Regions from separate parts of the Homo sapiens genome. Here region 2 is linked to region 1. A link is a loop called in an ENCODE intact Hi-C map of the cell type or tissue named here. Cell type or tissue: mammary epithelial cell. All regions are shown on one strand. Links, peaks and the distances in the headings refer to the core of each region. The heading gives the core; the rest is flanking DNA.

Evidence for each region. A loop is a pair of places that touch in the nucleus more often than their neighbours do. Peaks named below come from ENCODE experiments on the same cell type or tissue, not always from the same donor. Only the 100,000 strongest peaks of a DNase experiment are listed, where the experiment ranks them.
Region 2: a loop joins it to region 1, with 2.4 times the contacts of the local background. A loop is called at or near these places in 3 of 110 quality-filtered maps.

Annotation. Positions count from the first base shown.
Region 1 is chr10:47,187,096-47,195,495 of GRCh38, reverse strand. No RefSeq gene overlaps it. Among named protein-coding and RNA genes, the nearest start is that of GDF10, 110 kb to the left of the region's middle. In mammary epithelial cell, for the core only: no CTCF peak of the experiment used is centred there; a DNase peak (open chromatin) is centred at 5,035.
Region 2 is chr10:47,043,585-47,051,984 of GRCh38, reverse strand. No RefSeq gene overlaps it. Among named protein-coding and RNA genes, the nearest start is that of PTPN20, 140 kb to the right of the region's middle. In mammary epithelial cell, for the core only: a CTCF peak has its summit at 4,212 (motif pointing left); no DNase peak of the experiment used is centred there.

The DNA of each region.
Region 1 (8,400 bases), core at 282-8,281:
AGTGGCATGGCTGGCTGTTCTGCACTGGATACAGAGCACTACAGGCCATGGGGCAGGCCTGGGAACACCAGGCTGGGGGCCTCAGGAGGAGCGGCAAGGCAGAGCACCCTCCTCCAGGGTTTTCCCCTTTGCCTAATGCAAAACCAATCTCCCATCTATTAGTGTGCAAGCGCCGCCGTACAAAACACCACAGACCGTCCTTAAACCATAGACATTTATTTTCTCACAATTCTAGAGCCCTGGAGCCTGCGATCAAGGTGTCGGCGGGGTAGATTTGTCCTGAAGCCTCTCTCCTTGGCTTGGAGATGTCGCCTTCTCCCTGTGCCTTCACACGGTCTTACTGCTGTGTCCATCTGTGCCCTAATCACTTCTTATAAGGACATCAGTCATATTGGATTCGGACTCACCCTACTGACCTCATCTTAACCTAGTCACCTCTTTAAAAGCCTTATCTCCACATACAGCCACATTCTGAGGCACTGGAGTTAAGGACTTCAATGTATGAATTTGTTTGGGGGGAAGGTCACAATTTAGCCCATAACACCCAGTCCATTTTGGATTAGTTCATTCTCAGTCTACCCAGGAGAAACTGGTTTCATTGGCTCCATTTTGCAGATGAGGAAACTGACTTTGGAAAGACAGGTGGTGGTCCCCAGGTCCCACAGCAGCAATGCCAGGCCGGGAAGCCAGGGCTGGGATTTCTGGTTCACACAATTTGCATCAGAGCCCAGCTGTGTCTGCCCCACAGCCCCAAGGTGAGCATTCTACTGGGTCCCCTGCACAGGCCCCAGAAACCCCCAGAAACTCCATGCAGATGACAGGGAGATGGGCTGCAGCACAGGCGGAAGTGTCCAGTAGTGGGTGGGGAGCCCTGGGAAGCCTCAGGCAGAGACCCCTGCTTGCCTCGGGAGGTTGTCTTCAGTGATGAACTCTGTCATACGCCGTCTGCTCTTGCTGACCCTCCATCCTTACCCAACCTGAGGGGCTTCCCCAGAGACTTTCTCATTATTCAGCCTAGTTTTAGTAAGGGAGATATTGGGGCCCACTAAGTGCTGGTGCTAGACAACTTAGTTTAAAAAGGGGCGGGGCATGGTGGCTCACGCCTGTAATCCCAGCACTTTGGGAGGCCGAGGCAGGCAGATTACCTGAAGTCAGGAGTTCAAGACCAGCCTGGCCAACATGGTGAAACCCCATCTCTACTAAAAATACCAGAAGTATCTGGGCATCATGGTGGGCACCTTAATCCCAGCTTCTTGGGAGGCTCAGGCAGGAGAATCACTTGAACCAGGGAGGCAGAGTTTGCAGTGAGCCAAGATCACGTCACTGCACTCCAGCCTGGGCAACAGAGAGAGACTTTGTCAAAAAAAAAAAAAATCACAGCAGGCTGTCCCAGAATCAAGTGGGCTTATCCCTAGACCTTAGGCTACGTAGTGGATATTGTAGGACCAGCCCAAATTCCTCATTTTGAAATGGGGAAACTGAGGCTCAGAGTACGGCCCTGGTTTATCCAAGGTCACTGTCTTAGTCCATTTGCATTGCTATAAAGGAATAGTTGAGGCTGGGTAACTTACAAAGAAAAGAGGTTTATTTGGATCATGGTTCGGCAGGCTGTACAGGAAGTGTGGCACCAACATCTCCTTCTGATAAAGACCTTAGGGAGCTTCCACTCATGGTGGGGTGGAAGGAGAGTCACTTTTGGTTTCCTTGACTCTGTTTGGTAAAGGCTGTCCTAATTGTATGCAAGAGATGGCAGACACAGGCAGGCAGAGGAGAGATCGATCTTTCAAACCAGTTCAGGCAGACTCGACTTCTCCCCAGCGGAGCGGAGCAGGTCACTGCCACACAGATCTGCAGTGTGGTCTCCGGGAGCAAAAGGCATGTGGAACACATCAACTATATGTGGCCATCAGAAAACTTGCTCTCATAAAGGTCTCTCTCCATCCTGCACCTACCCCCATATTCTGAGGTGGAAACTGAGGCTCAGCCAGGCTCAGTGACCTGCCCGAGGCCAACAGTGAGAGAGAACCCAAGTTCCCAGCTCCAGCCCCAGGACAGTCACTGAGACTCAGTATTGACTTTCAGGTCCCACATGGGTTTCAGCCTCACAGAGACCTGAATTCTGACCACTGGGCCGTGGTCCCTGTTCGGAAGCCCTGCTGACAGGGAGTTGAGTGGGGCATGCCTCCAAGTGATGGCCCCTGGACCAAGGCCAGGGCATCTGTATCCAAAGTGGGGAGAGTTCTCTGACACCCCTCACGCTGTGTGCCAAGGCCCCACACACATATGCTATCATTTCCAGGGCCTCCTGCCCTCTGTTTCCCCTGACTGGGGAGAAGAAAATATTAGTGTGGCTGCCCCAGGGGTCTGAGGTCTGCTGCCCCTCTGTGTGTGGCATTGCCCTAATCTCCCAGCCCTGCCCTCCCACAGGCTGCCCTGCTCCCCCGCCCCTGCACTTCCTTAGGAAGATGCACAGGGAAGGAGGTACAGCGCCTGCAAATGAGAAATCCATCTCCTCTCTGCTCCAGCCCTCTGCCTTGGGAACTGCAGAAGGCCCCTCTCCTGACCAAGCCCTCCCGGCAAGAAAGAACTCTCCTTGAAAACATGGTTCTTTGCAGCTGCCCAGGACAGCTTAGTGTGTGTGGTCTGGAGGCTTCCTCTAACTGTGAATCCATTGACCTTGGAAGAGGGGACACCTGTGGTGGGCAGATTCTAAAATGGCCCCAAGATTCCTGCCCCTGCGTGTCAACACCCATTTAATTTCTTTCGCTGGGCTATGGGCAGGACCCGTGAATACGCTGCGGAATCACCCTTGTCATCAGGTTACTGTACCTGACAAAGGGGCCTGGGCAGCTAGAATTGAAGTCCTTGATCATTTGGCTTTGATTTAATAAAAAGGGAGATTATCCTAAGTGGGCCTGACTTTATTAGGTGAGACCTTAACGGGAACACCTCCAAAGCTTTCCTGTTGGTCTGGGAGAAAGCAAGCAGCCACACCCCTGGAGGGCACCACAGGGCCAGGGACTGCCTTCCGGGTCTCTAGCAGCTGAGTGTGGCCTCTGGTTGACAGTCCTCAAGGAAGCAGGTACCTCAGTGCTACTACCACAAGGTGCTGGATTCTGCCAACCATTCAAATGAGCCAGCCAGCTCCCACCATGATTTCAGTCCAGGGTAACCCTGGCCAGAGGACCTCACCCCACTGCACCTGGAATCTTGGACCCTGGAAACTGAGATGACAGGTTTGCATTGTTTTAATCCACTAAGCTTCGTAGCTATCCAAAACTAACATGGCCCTCTCCACCCCCAGGTTCCTCCTCCTGATAAATCTCTCAGAGCTCAGCCTGGCATGACAGTGGGCAGGGATATATCTCAGTTCAAGCATGTTTGATAGGAAAAGTTAATCATCATGCTGACAACATAACATTGAAGCAAAAATAAATCCGTTACTATCATGGTTGTGGGACAGAGGTGGGACCAATGAGAGAGGGAGACGGAGAGAGAGACAGATGGACACAGAGAGAAACAAAGAAAGAAAAAGACACACACAGAAAGAGAGACAGAGAAAGAGAGAGAGAAAGAGAGAGAGACTCAGAGACAGACTCCTCAGCTGTCACAGACACAGTGCTTTTGTTACAAATGCTTTCATCTTGCTTCTGCTTTACTCATTCATTTATTTGTAAACTTTGTCGTCCTAATAGTGCCAAGAATGAAATAAAGCTTAGTAAATTAATCCTCACTACTTCTGATTAGAACTTTATTTTTCTTTCTGGGGAATAGCTGGTCCCTGCAGACAAGGCAGCTAGCTCTGGGGGGAGAGCAAGCCTAGATGGAGAGGCTCTCTGGACGTGGCACCGTGTAGCTCAGCAGCAGGCATGGCCCTTGGGCCGCCTGGGTGTGAACATGTTTCCCACTCTGTAAAGTGCCCCAGAAGCAATAATTTTGTAGAAGGTAAATATCTCCATTTTGAACCTGGAAAACGGAAAATAAGGATGGCAGTTGAGTCATTTGCTGTGGTTTCAAGGTGCATCTGGGACCTCATGTATAGTGTTGCCTTTCTTAGGCCATGGTCAGGGCATTGAAGGGTGACACCGAGCCATAGACACCAGGAAACTTTCCCAAGGGATCTCCTGGCAGCACTCAGCTCACAGCAGGCCCTTGTGGCCAATGTAGCCCTCGGGGCCCTTGTGCCCTGAGGTAGCCAGTCCCTCTCTCCTTCCCAGCACAGAGCAGGCCAGCCTCCTCAGTGGGGAAGGCCATGTGACTGATTTTGACCAGTGGGGTGTGAGTGGGAGTGATGTGAGCTGCCTCCAGGATGGAGCATTTAATTATGGATGGGAGCCACTTTACATCTCTTGCCCCTCTACAATCTGCAAGGGGGACCCACAAACCTCCAGGCCCAGCAGCTTGCATTCTGAGTGAAGACAGTGAGGAGCAGAGTGCCCAGTTGAGCCACTCTGGACATGTAACCTGAGTGAGGAACAGACCCGCGCTGTTTGGAGCCACTGACATTTCTTGGTTAGTTGTTACTGCACTAACCTAACTCATATTGACCAGTGGAGCCTGTCAGGGTCACTTGGTGCAAGCAAGTATCCTTACTGGCCAGATGCCTCAATGACATGTGTACTGACCTGAGCCATGCAGGGGTGCTGCCTTGTAGAGTATGATCTGGAGTTAGGAGGTGCGGGACAGACAGGTTTCCTGGTTAACAGAGGAACGTTTAAATCTATTGGAACTCTGAAGTTCTTCAATTTTATTTTCTTGTATGCAGAAATACTTGAATTTTTATTTACTTGTACACAGACATAGTATATATGCAGTTATGTTTCCCACTTTTTTGCTCATTTTAAACATTTCTCCTTGTTGCTATAGAATGTGTAAGAATCACTTTTAATGGTTGAGTAAATACTTCGAGTGGGTTATGAAAGAACTTAATCATCGTTCCCTGTGGTGGGACATTTGTATTGTTTGCAGTTCTGTGCTCATATAAGTACCACTGCAATAAACATCTTCGTGCATAAAGCTTGTTTTCTGTTTAATATTATTTACTTTGGCAAAGTTCCCAAAAATGGAACACCTGGGCAGAAATGGCATGAAGACTTGCCTTTTTCAAACAGGTTTTTAAAGTAAAGCATTCATCCACGCTGATGCCATAGGATGGTAAGTCCGGGGAAAGTAATGCACTCTGTCCTTAATCATGAACACTGAGCCAGGCCTCGGCCTCCGACCTGACTGTCTGTTATTACTCTCCAGGACTTCAGGGATGCAGGCCAAGCTCCAGAAGTCCAAGCCCACCTGGGGGCTGTGACCCAAGAATGGGACCCAACAGCTTTAGCTCCGTACTCTCTGGCTCTAGCCCAGCTCACAGAACTCCCGAGGGGCCACCACTGTCCCCCCAGATACCTCCACTGACTCATCGGCCCCCCAGGGTGTCTGCTGGTGGTCGGTGGCAGCCCTCCTTCTCCACCTTGAGGTTCCCAAGCACATCTGCCTCTGGCTGCTGATGCCACCTCTGCAGGCTCAGAGCTGCTGCCCTGCCCCAGGCTACGGCCCCTGCCTGTTGTTGCTCCTCCCTCTGAGTGGCAGTGCCTGCAGCTCACTGGGGTCTCACAGCTGGAGTGCTGTAGGTATATCCTCTATTCACCGGGAAAATGTCTGTGTTGGGCTACACACCAGGATCCCTGGGGCCCAGCTTTTTCCTGCCACCTCTTCTAGATCTTTCCCCTAACCCACAGTCCTGGCTTATCTCCCTGGGAGCCTGAGAACCCTCTGAGGCACTCCACAGTGCTTCACTCAAATCATTCTTTCCCTTCCGTGCCCACGCAAACCTGTGCCTCAGGCAAGCCTTTCTCTCGTCAAGGGTGGCAAAGACTGTCTCCTTGATAAAATTTTAACCAGGCTCCTCTGAACCCTCTTTCCACCTAGATCTTGGCCTTGGTCTGTCCTTAGCAGGCTAAGCCCAGTTTTAGCAAAGAATCCTACTAACTCAGTTGATGAAAATCTTCCTATCCTTGATAGCTGATCAAACTCCTCTTCCTCCACCCCTGATTCCTACCCAAACTCCTCCCAGTAATTTTCCCTCCACCCCTTCTCCCTGCTTTCTGTAAATTCCTGCTTGCCCCTGGTATATTCCAAGTTGAGTTCAATCTCTCTCCCCTGCTGCAATAATCCCAAATAAAGTCTTGCAATTTTTAACAAGTGTCAGAATAATTCTTTATGACAGAGGATATTTCTTCCATCCAGGACAACAAGATGGGAGAAGTTAGTATGTGGGGTAAAGTTAGCCCTGGGGAATGGCTGTCACCATCCCCTAGACTACAGCCTTATCTCTCCGATAAAGAACATGATCCTTGGTGTAAAACCAACCCATCACACACACAACAGTGGGTGGGTCAGGAGATGGCCCCTGGAAACTGGAATATCATGCAGGACATCTGTGCTGTGGAATTTCTGTGCTGTGTTGGAGAGCTGGGATGCCCTGATAAAGGAATGTTCTGAGCATCTTCCCTAGAGAACAGAGAATACCATGCCCCCCTACCTAGCATCCCAGCCTTACCTTCACCCCACAGCATTTCCCTTTAGGCCAAGTATCCATTCATTTAGCATTCATTGATTGTGTTCCTGCTACATCATCTTGTCTTAAATTATTAGTGGAAACTCAGTATCTTCAGGGTTTTTTTCTCCCTTAACTTTTAGTTTTATTCTATTCATTCAGCAAATATTTTTGAGTGGCTGAGCACCTGTGAGGTTCTGAGGACACCACGATGGAGTGCGAGGTGGACCGAGGCTCTGCCCTTATGCAGCTCCCAGTCTCAGAGAGAAATTGACCTGAAGCAGAAGTTTTGTGTCTGGCAAGATGATGCCTGGTCTCAAGACTGAGTTGTCAAAGACTGGGTCACAGACCGGAAGGTCAAGCATCTAGACAATGGTTTCTTTGTGTGCATGTGGCATCAAACATTTCAAGTAGATTGCAATAATTTTCAGGGTGTGATAGGAAATAAATTATTTGCACCTTTCCCACTTCCTTCTCCTTCTCCTCTTCCTCTCTTCTTTCTCTTCCCTTTCCCTTCTTACTTGATTGTCCCAGAAGGTCTTGAGGTAATTCCACTGCAGGCCTGTGCAAACTCGCCCTCACCATATCCTGGTAGGAAGGTGGGGCCTCAGGTACCAGCAGAAGCTCAGGATGGCAGTGGCCGAGCCATCATCCAGTCTCCCAGTGAGAACCTCACCTCAGGGGCTAGTCCCTCTTCTCTCCCCACCTCCACCCTACCTCCTCTTCCCCACCCCCCAACTTCTGCCTTGCCACTGTGAAACCCTTGCCTGGTCCTCTGAGGAGGAGACGCCACCCCTGCCTCACTTCCCTGCAGGCTTTTGCCTCCTTTGTGGCCCTTGAGCCCAGTGACGCTGTGGCTGAGGGTGTTGGCAGATGTTTCTCCCTTATCAGATGGCTTACCCTGAGGATAGAGATCATCTTTCTGTCAGAGCACCTGACACACAGTAGGTGTTCAGAAGACATGCATTTAGAAGATGAAGGAGAAGCCAGTGATCCATCGTGGTTTCCCTCTATAGTGGCCACACAGGGGGTCCCCTTGCTGTGGCCCCACACACTGGCCCTCCTGCCTCAGCTCAAGGCCTCTCTCAGAGGCCAAGGCTCTCAGAAGAGGTGATGTCTGGCCAGATGGTGTCTGACCAGGCCCACTTCACCTGGGGCCCGTTCAGAGAAGGCCCAACCATGCCATGTTCCTGATAACTTGTTCTAGAAGTGTTTGTATTCTTGAAGGCTCCATTGCAGGCAGGCTGTGGGACTGCCCTGCAGCGGGTGAGCCTGTCTCCTCTTCCTCGGGGAAGTGCGTCTTCATGGCCAGCTGCCTGCATCTCTGGCCCACCGAGGTCACGGTAAAGATATGAGGTCAGCAGTTCAAACCAGGTATCCCTGCAATACGTACAAACGTGGAGGAATGGATGCAGCATCTAGTGTGGGCAAGGGTTCTAGCAAACCACCCCCTTCACTTGGGCACCCTGCTCAGGTGAGTGGGGTGTATATGCACTTTAGAGTTCAGATGAGAAAGAGAGAAAGAAGGGGGCAGGTGTGAGACAGAAAGAGAGAGTGCCACATGGTGACAAAGCAAAGGGCCAGCAACAAAGTGGCCAGATGAGGGGGACACATCCCCTTGAGCTCTGCTCAATGAAGCTCTGCAAGGCTGCTGAGTGAAAAGGACCTTTCTGCTTCACCTCTGCAGCCATCCTTGCCTCTGCCTTTAGACATGTTGCATGGTGCACGCTTGCGGACACTGCCGCTTCTCTGTGGTTCATTCACTCCCAGGCAGTTCCTAGCACATGGTTGCTCTAAACGCCTCCCTTCTCTCGGGTCCCATCTCCTCCTGCTCTCATGACTGTCTCCTGCCT
Region 2 (8,400 bases), core at 117-8,116, 140 kb after region 1:
AGGGAAAATGGAGGGCCAGAGGAGATCAAGGTAGAGATTTGTTTCTGTGTACGGTGCAGAGAGAGGTCCCCAGGTACAAGCCAAGATGTCACAAGTGCAGGGTGGGTGAAAGGCATCTCAGAGGCCACCTGCAGGGAAGGATCCCTACTGACCTGGGCACCTGAACACAGTGTAGCCTGCAAACCCGTCCTCCCCAGAGGCTCTGCACCCACACACTCTCTGATCTCCCTCATCTGGACTTTTATACCAAAGAGGTTTTGATGCGCCTATCAGCTTGCCAAGGCCACTGACAGCCACAGAAATGCGGTGGAGCCAACCCCATCCAGGGGTCAGTCTTTGATCCTATTTATTATTTAGACCAGTTTGTGACTTGGTCAATACAGATGCTGCATAGACAGGAAGCACTGGGTGCAGGCTTCGAGCTCATTCCCACAGATTTAGTGGTCAGAGAGGAAAGGGCAACACCTTGGAGAAGCTTGGGAAATTGAGGCACAAGAGATGAAGTCCAGGGGATTAACTCGCTCAGCCTCAACTGGCAAAATCAAATTTGGAAGCAGCTAGAAAACCACATTGTGAATAATGTAGTCTGGCTTGGCCCCCCACATTGCCTTGTCGTGGGCTTCCAAACCATCCACTTGGAAGTGCCCCATCACCAGCCTCTAATGAAATGCAATTGGTGTTCCCGACCACGTTCCTACCTTCACCAGTCCCAGCAGCCCCTCAGTCCCGGCCGCACACACTTGGGCACGCCATGCCAGCTGCACCAAGCCAATCTGCTGTGAGATGCCGGGAAACGGTTTGCAAATATTACTTTCCAAATTTATCACACTTGGCCTGGTACCGTGGAAAAAGTTGGTTTTGATTTTACTGTGGATGATCCTGAGGCCCCAGTCTGTGTCCTACTGGGGCTGGCTTCGGGTGCTGGGGCCGAAGCCTGGTCTCAGAGAGGGGCCGGGCCTTCTCAAGTGGTTCTGCTGCCGAGAAAGGTGCCAGCCCCTCCACTGACCACTGGCCACCTGCAGAAGCCCACCTGGCTACACTGGCCCTTTCCTGGCACTTTCCAAGCCAGCGAAGGTGATCTCCCTCTGGCAAACAGAAATCTGCGCTGTTGGGAGACAGAGCAGTAGGCATCTATCTCCACATAGCTATCTTGAGCACCTGGTATGCACCATTTTGTTAGCATGGAACTCTCTCCCTATCCCTATCTCAGCAGCTTCCTTGGAGCCAGCAGCAGGCCTGAGGAGGAGGAGAGGGGAGTGGCCATCCAGCTGTCAAGAGAGAATCCACAGGCCCCATAGGAGGGACCTGGCTGCCCATCATAGACACTCAGTCTCTCGCTCTGTGGCTGTCAAGCTCCCAATATTTCTGTCTCTCTCTTCTTTTCTGTCTTTATCTGTATCTTTCTCTGTGTCTTCTTCTCTCTCTGTCTCTGTCTCCCTCTCTGTTTATCCTTCTCTATATCTCTGTCTCTGTCTGTCTCTGTCTCTCTCTCCCTCTTTCCCTCCTCTCCCTCTCTTTTTCTCTCTCCTTCCTCCCCCTTTCCTTGCATTTCCCTGGGGATGATGGAGTTTTCCTCCACGTCACCATGTGGCTAGACAAATCAGCCCTGGCCTTTTTGCTCTTGCATGAGAGTAGAAGGCCTCCCAAAGCCCCTCAGGTTCCATGGTGTCTGCTCCAGCCAGGCCCCCCACCAAAACCCTCTGAATCACTGGCTCTGGGGATGGCAAGAGCCCTCTTTCCCTGGTCCTCACACTCAGTCCCAGACTGTTGAGACTAATGACCTTGAGTGTGTGTCACGTCCCTCATGTCCCCCTCTAGGGAAACTGGCCAGAGTGGGAAATCACAGCCAGATTTTGGGTCATGGGCAAGGGGCTGAGGGCTCATGTCTGTGAAGAGAGGGGCCTCGAGGGGCCCAGGCAGGGAATGGCAGTGCCGGGAGCACTATGGAGAGTGGTGGGGTCTGCAGGAACCTGCCACCAACTAGATTGGGCAGCCGCTCTCCTGCCGCACGTCTCCTTTCACATCTGTGGCCAGAGTCTCCAACTTTTCAGGAGAAACTGCAGATCTAGATTTTCATATGAAAATGTTAAGACATAATTCAAAGTTTTTTGAGAAGCACTCTGCAAGCCAAATAAAACACATCAGCAGGACGGATCTGGCCAGCACAGCACATTCATGACCTCTGTTTGGTGTCCCCTAACACCCACCCCTGGGCCCCAGCCACCTTCAGGGCTGGCAGGGGGGCCTCTGCTTCCAGGGCCCATGCTCCTCCCTCGCCTTCATCCTGGTCATGGGGCTCTGCCTTCCCCGGAGCTGTCCCAGTGTTCAGATGACCCTGAGGCAGGAGCCCACCTGCAGTACAGCCTCCAGGCTGGTCAGCCGGTGTAGACATCTGGTCATTCTTCATGTCTGTCACCTGCCCAGCTGGTCACAAAGCAGAGGTCCGAGCCCCAGGAAACCCAGGACCACCAGGCTGTGGAGGAGAAAGACTTGCTGGTGTTTCATGGCCCTTGTTTGCTGTTACCAAAGCTCATGTTTAAACACAATTACTTTCTGCTCCACTCAGGCAACCCAGTTGGCACACCCTTCCAGGGACCAAGTCCCATGGCCTTTAAGGAAGCCCTAGCATGGGGCTGCCCATTCCCCAGACATGAAAGGCAGCTAGTAAGTTTGCTACTCATTAGCTGTGTGGCCTGGGAAAATGACTTAGTTTGGCTGGCCTCAGTTTCTTCATCTGTAAAATGGGAACACTATCTCATGCTAGATAAAAAAGGACAAAATTAGACAATTAGATAAATTCCCTCCCAGCTTCACCCATGTGCAGAAATCCTTGAAGAAGGAGAAGGCGAAGGAGAAGGAGAAGGAGAAGGAGAGGAGAAAGGGGAATTAATATTTGTTGAACCTATTATGCATGAGGCACCTTGACAAGGGCTTACAAATGTCATCTCAACTCACCCTATGAATCACCCTGGCAGGCTATCACCCCACTTCACACAGCCCCTATTTCCACTTCACAGATGAAATCCTGAGCTCCAGGTAAGTTGAGCTATTTGTCCCCGGAAGGGCCCAAGATTTGAACCAAGATTCAAATTTGGTCGGTCTCAACATTAAACCTAGAAACCCGGCCAGCTGCAGTAACCCCCCTGCAGTGCCTTCAGCCTCTGGCCCTGGACCGACACTCCCTCCCATGGCTCCAACATGTGTGGGCCCAGGCTCCAGCGCCCTCCTCAGGGGCTGCCCTGCCTCTGCTCTTGAGAGGACCTGCAGGCCTCCATCACCCAGCCCACGCTTCCTGTCTGTGTTGCAGGGGTGCCCAACCCAGTGCTGGCCTCTTCCTCTCGGTGTTGCAGGCGGCCTGCCAATGCCATTCCTTGACTCAAATGGACTCTGTGGACAAAAGAACACTCCCCCAACTACTGCCTTCTTGGCCCAGGCAACTCCTTCTCATCCTTCAGAACCCAGTTCAGACATACCTCGTATTGGGGGCTGTGCCTGGCAACCCCAGCTCCCCAGGCTGGGCTGAATGCCTCCCTAGGCCACACCAGCACCCACCTTGGCCTTGATCTCATTCACTATCAGTGAGTCCACTCTGCAGTGAGGGGCAACGCTGAGCTGAGGTAAGGCAGCTCTCCTGGGGCCACTGCCTTAACCTGAGGGTCCCAGCAGCTGTCCCTGGGGCCCCTGGTCCTTGCCTCTGATGCCACCCTGTGCTGCTGTTACCCACTCTCAAGCAAACCACACCCTGGTGGGAGGCCCTGGGGCTGCAGAGGCTGTGAGGACAGAGCCTGAAGCCTCTGCTGGGGTCCCACCCTGAGCTCTGAAAGAACCCCCAAATGGAAGCCCCCACCCTCTGTGTTGCACTTTGCTTTTCCCATGTGGCCACAGGTCCCAGGTTGGGGACTGGGCCACCTTCCCTTCCTCTTGCTTTAGTTTCATGCCCAGCTCCGGGTGTCTTCTCGTCGGGGACTCTGCATGCCTTTCTCAGGGCTGAGCAGAGCTGAGGGGTCCAGGAGCCCTGGTTACCCCCAGGTGACATCCCGTGGTATTGTTAGCATGGAGGTGATGTAGTGAAGACGGGTTGTCAGCTAGGATGGGGGCGAGATGACCATCTAAGCAATGTCAGAGCAGGGCACGTACTCAAAAATGTACAAACGTATCTTCCAATCTTCCAGCTGTTGGGAGAGCTTGGGCCACCCAAGGGCACAGCGCCCCCTGCTGGCCATGACGATGATGCGGCTTAGCTCACAGGGCTTTCCTCTGCAGCAGCTCCCCAGAAGCCAGGCAGGGGAGTGCTGGGCGGGGTGGGAGAGGGATAGGGGTGTGCATGCATGGGCCATTTCTCATTCTCTAACATACAAACGTGCTCTGACACCTCTCTTGAGGACCCCCTGTGCCCACTGGCACCACCAACAAATCAATCACATAGCCAATCAACAAATTAACAAGCACCTGCAGTGTGCACACACTGGCCCAGACTCACCTTACCTGGATGCTCCCCACCTCCACTCTCTGTGTTCAATTTGCCATAGTCCTCCTGCCCCACCTCCCATGGCTCTCACCCCCACAGAACTGCCCCTTGTGCCTTCCTCCTCAACCAGGTCCTCACGCCCCCAACAGGACACATACCCAGGGCCCAACCACGTGGCCTATCTCTGCACTCTCCTGCACCCATCCATCCCGCACACCACCCACACTCCAGTACTCTTGCCAAGAATGCTCGAGCATTCTCACCACCAGCTCCACAACCTCCAGGGCTTCCCTGTCCTTGAGAAAGAGCCCAGGGAAAGGCTTGGGTGATCAGACCCAACCTGCAGACGCAGCCCTGCCTGCCTGACTCCCACTCAATCTGCCCTCTAAGCAAACTGCAGCAGCACAGCACCATTCCCAGAAAGCACCCTTCACAGCAGCCTCCCACACATCTTCACAGCCCCCCACCTGCACAGGCATACTCAGCCTCACAGAGTCCCCCTACAGCCCTGACCCCTCGTTCCTATGGAAGACTCACGCCGAGGCCCTCGTCCATTCCCATTGCACATGGACCCACCAGGCCACTCACCTCTTCATCTGAGCCCCCACACCCAGAAGCACCCATGCCCCAACACCCTCTGTGGTATCCACCCTCCCGCCCACACTCAGGGTTCTGTACAGAAAGGAGGGATGCAGGGAGTGTGGTGAGCATAGGCCCCGACGCCCAGTTTCCCCAGAGAAGCCTTTCAGAGAAATCGCTTTCACATGGCAGCTTTGGTCCTCCGGGAGGGCAGCGGCTGAGGAGGGGGCATGACGGGGCAGCCAGCGAGACCATTGTTCACGCCTTGGCTGCTGGAGCCAAGCCCCTACCCCAGTGCCCCTTATCCATTGGAGGAGGCCGCAGGAAAACAAGGTCTGGTACCCGAGGGGCCCAGTGACCCGTTTGAGCAGCTCCCCTCAAGCAGAAGTTTCCCACATGACCTTCCAGCCGGGCCCTGGGCTTTCCTGCCTCCACAGCAACCGCAGTCCCCTCGCTTGGCACTGTGTCTTGGCCCAGGGCACAGGGGAAGGGAGGAAATGGGGAGGTGGGGAGAGGATGCACAGGCCTAGCCCGGGCTCCCAGCTGGCAACAGCCCTTCCTGTAAGGACTTCTGGGCCCTCTGGGTCCTCTGACCACCTCTTTCCACCACCCAAAACTGGTCATGGCCTGCATGGGTTTGGGGACCCAGTGAGCTACACTCACATCACTGGATGCTTCAAAGCAGCTGTGTGACTCCAGGCAAGTGTCAGGACCGTGGGTTCCTCATGCCCTCCTGGCTATCAAGCTTGAAGGGCCCACGTGGAGATTCGAGGGAAAATGCACACTCAGGCCCAGGAGCAGTGCCTCACACCAGTGAGTGGAGTTCCCTTTTAACATATTCTTGGGTATTGCCTCCACCTAGGGTCTGTTTGTCCCCAAATTTAAGCTTCCTGGGTTCTGACTATGTTGGGCCCAGTGGTGTGGTCTCTGCCCAGCTGGATGTCAGCCTCCCCTCGGCCTCAAGGGCCCAGTGCTACCACCCATGTTTCCTTACCATGACTCTGAGCAGTGCTGGTCCCTCTCTGAGTCCCAGGAATGGTGCACTTGTCTGCTACCGGTATCTCCACTCCCCAAGAACCTTCCTCACCCATCCTACTGGGCCACCCAGGACTTCTGGCCCTCTCTGGACTTCTGACAGGCTCTGCTATAAGCCCAGGCTCTCCACCTCCTCACACCCAGCCCCTCACAGGGCCAACGCACCTTAGTAGGTGCTTGGCCAAGGGTGGCAGGGCCATGTTCAATACACAGATTTCCTCTATGAGACTTTGCGGGGAGGACAGAGAGCTTGCCAGCAGCCTGGCCTCTTGTCCCGTGCCCTAGGCCCTTTGGAGGGAGCCCCTGCCCTGACCCTGGGGCCTCCCTACCTCTTGCACTATTGCCTGGCCTTCTATAGCCAGCCCCTCACACCTCCCAAGCTGTGGTCACGTGGAGGCCCTGCCACTCACGGGCCACACCTGCCATGTCCTCGGAGCCTTAAGATGCAGGTGTTGAGAGCTCGGTGTTGCCTGTAAAGGTCCCCCTGGAGGGGTCCCTCCCATCAGGCCTGGAGGCTCGGGTCTGTATACATGCATCTGCATGGGGCATGACTGGTTTCCAGAACCTCAGAGCCCAATCCACCTGCCCACATAGCCCATACCAGCTGACCAATGACAGTGAGGCGAATCACCAGTCTCCTCCTCACTCTGAGGCCTCCCTGCGCTGACCCTGTCCTCAACCTTTGATTTCTCCTTCTTACAGCCCAGCTCCCACATTGGACTCAGTTCTGTGATTTGGGATCTGGCCTTGACCTCCAACTTGCCCCAGATTGTGCCTTGGACTTGGCCCAGTCCATGCTCAGGTGGGCCACCCAGAGCCACTTTGGGCCTCTCAGAGCTTATTTCCTTTGGTGTTTGGTGCTGTGGACAGAGAATAGTCTGGCGGAGAGGGGAGCTGAGACATGCAGGATGCTGGTGCCTGGAATGGCTGGCACTGAGCCCATCGCTGCCTGGAACCACTGGCTGCCTCCTCTCTGTGGCTTGTCTTTGCCATAGTCTGTGAGCTTGGGGCCCACACCCCATGGAGCACCATGGCCAGACCCAGGCAGCAAAGGTGAGGTTGGCCCACAGGGAAACCTGTGGAAGGCTCTGGCCCCCACCCCATCCCAGGCTCACCCTGCCTCACAGAAAGCACAGGAGACCCCTGGCACTGGGGCTGGAGCCCAGGACACCTCTCCCAACTTCCTCTGGATTATGAAATATATTTCATGTGATATCTCAATTCTTTTCAAACAACATGGAGTGACATCTGCAGGGCACTTTCCTAATGCTAAACACCTTGGGTCAGCAGTAGAAATGCCTCCAGTCATTGGGGTGGCTCCTAATCTTCAGATGTCAGGCGCCAGGGAACCCAACTTAGGGACTAAGATCCTCACTTGGGAAGGGTCCTGGGGGCCATCAGAGGGATGGCCATCACTCACAGGTGAGCGAGTGTGCACATCTGGATTCATTTCCACGACTCAGGATCACATCAGGCAGCATCAGGGGCCCCAGGAGGGATGGAGGTCACAGGCTCCCACCCTCGTCTTAGCCCTGGAAACATGAAGGCCTCCAGTGCCCTCCTCCAGTAACCCCGTGAGTGCCTGGCACAACAGTGGGCACTCAGTGAATGCCGGTAAGTGCCTGCTGACCAGAGCTCATATGGGGGAGTGCACCTCTCTGGCAAGCTGGATCCCATCAGTGTCGGCCCACATGTGCACCAGCCTCGTTTCAGCTGGGAGAATCGCATCAGGACAATGGGAAAGCTTCTCCCCGTTCCCCTGCCAGGTGGGCCCAACGCCAGAGCCGCGATCCAGGGCATCGCTGCTAAGTTTCCAGGCTCCCGTCAGGCATCACTCCCACCCAGGGGGACCCTGCACTGTCTCACTTCTTTAGAGACAGATCAAATTGGAGAGAGTTGGCTCGCATCAAAGACAAGGCCTATGTTGTTTACACACATTTTTTTGGGAAGAGGGAACAAATTATTTTCCTTCTTGTCCATGGGATGCCAATGATGAGTTCTGGAGAACCACTCAGAGACACCTGTCATGAATTCCCAGGGCAGGGTGAGTGGAGATGGAGCAAACAGCCCACAGCGCAGGCTCCTGATTTAGAAGGGAAAGTGCAGCATGGATTCTCTAAAGTCCAGCAGCAGCAGCTTGCAGGAGACACTGCGGCACTCATGGTGCCCTGAAAGTTGCACGGGATGGAGGCCACAGGGGACGATGCATGCTGATGACATGGCAGGAAGGGCAGGTCTTGACTCAGCCCAAGGGAGCTTCTACCCGGGGCCGCCGTCCTGCACTTCTGAGCATATTCATCAGGGACAAGGGGAGAGGC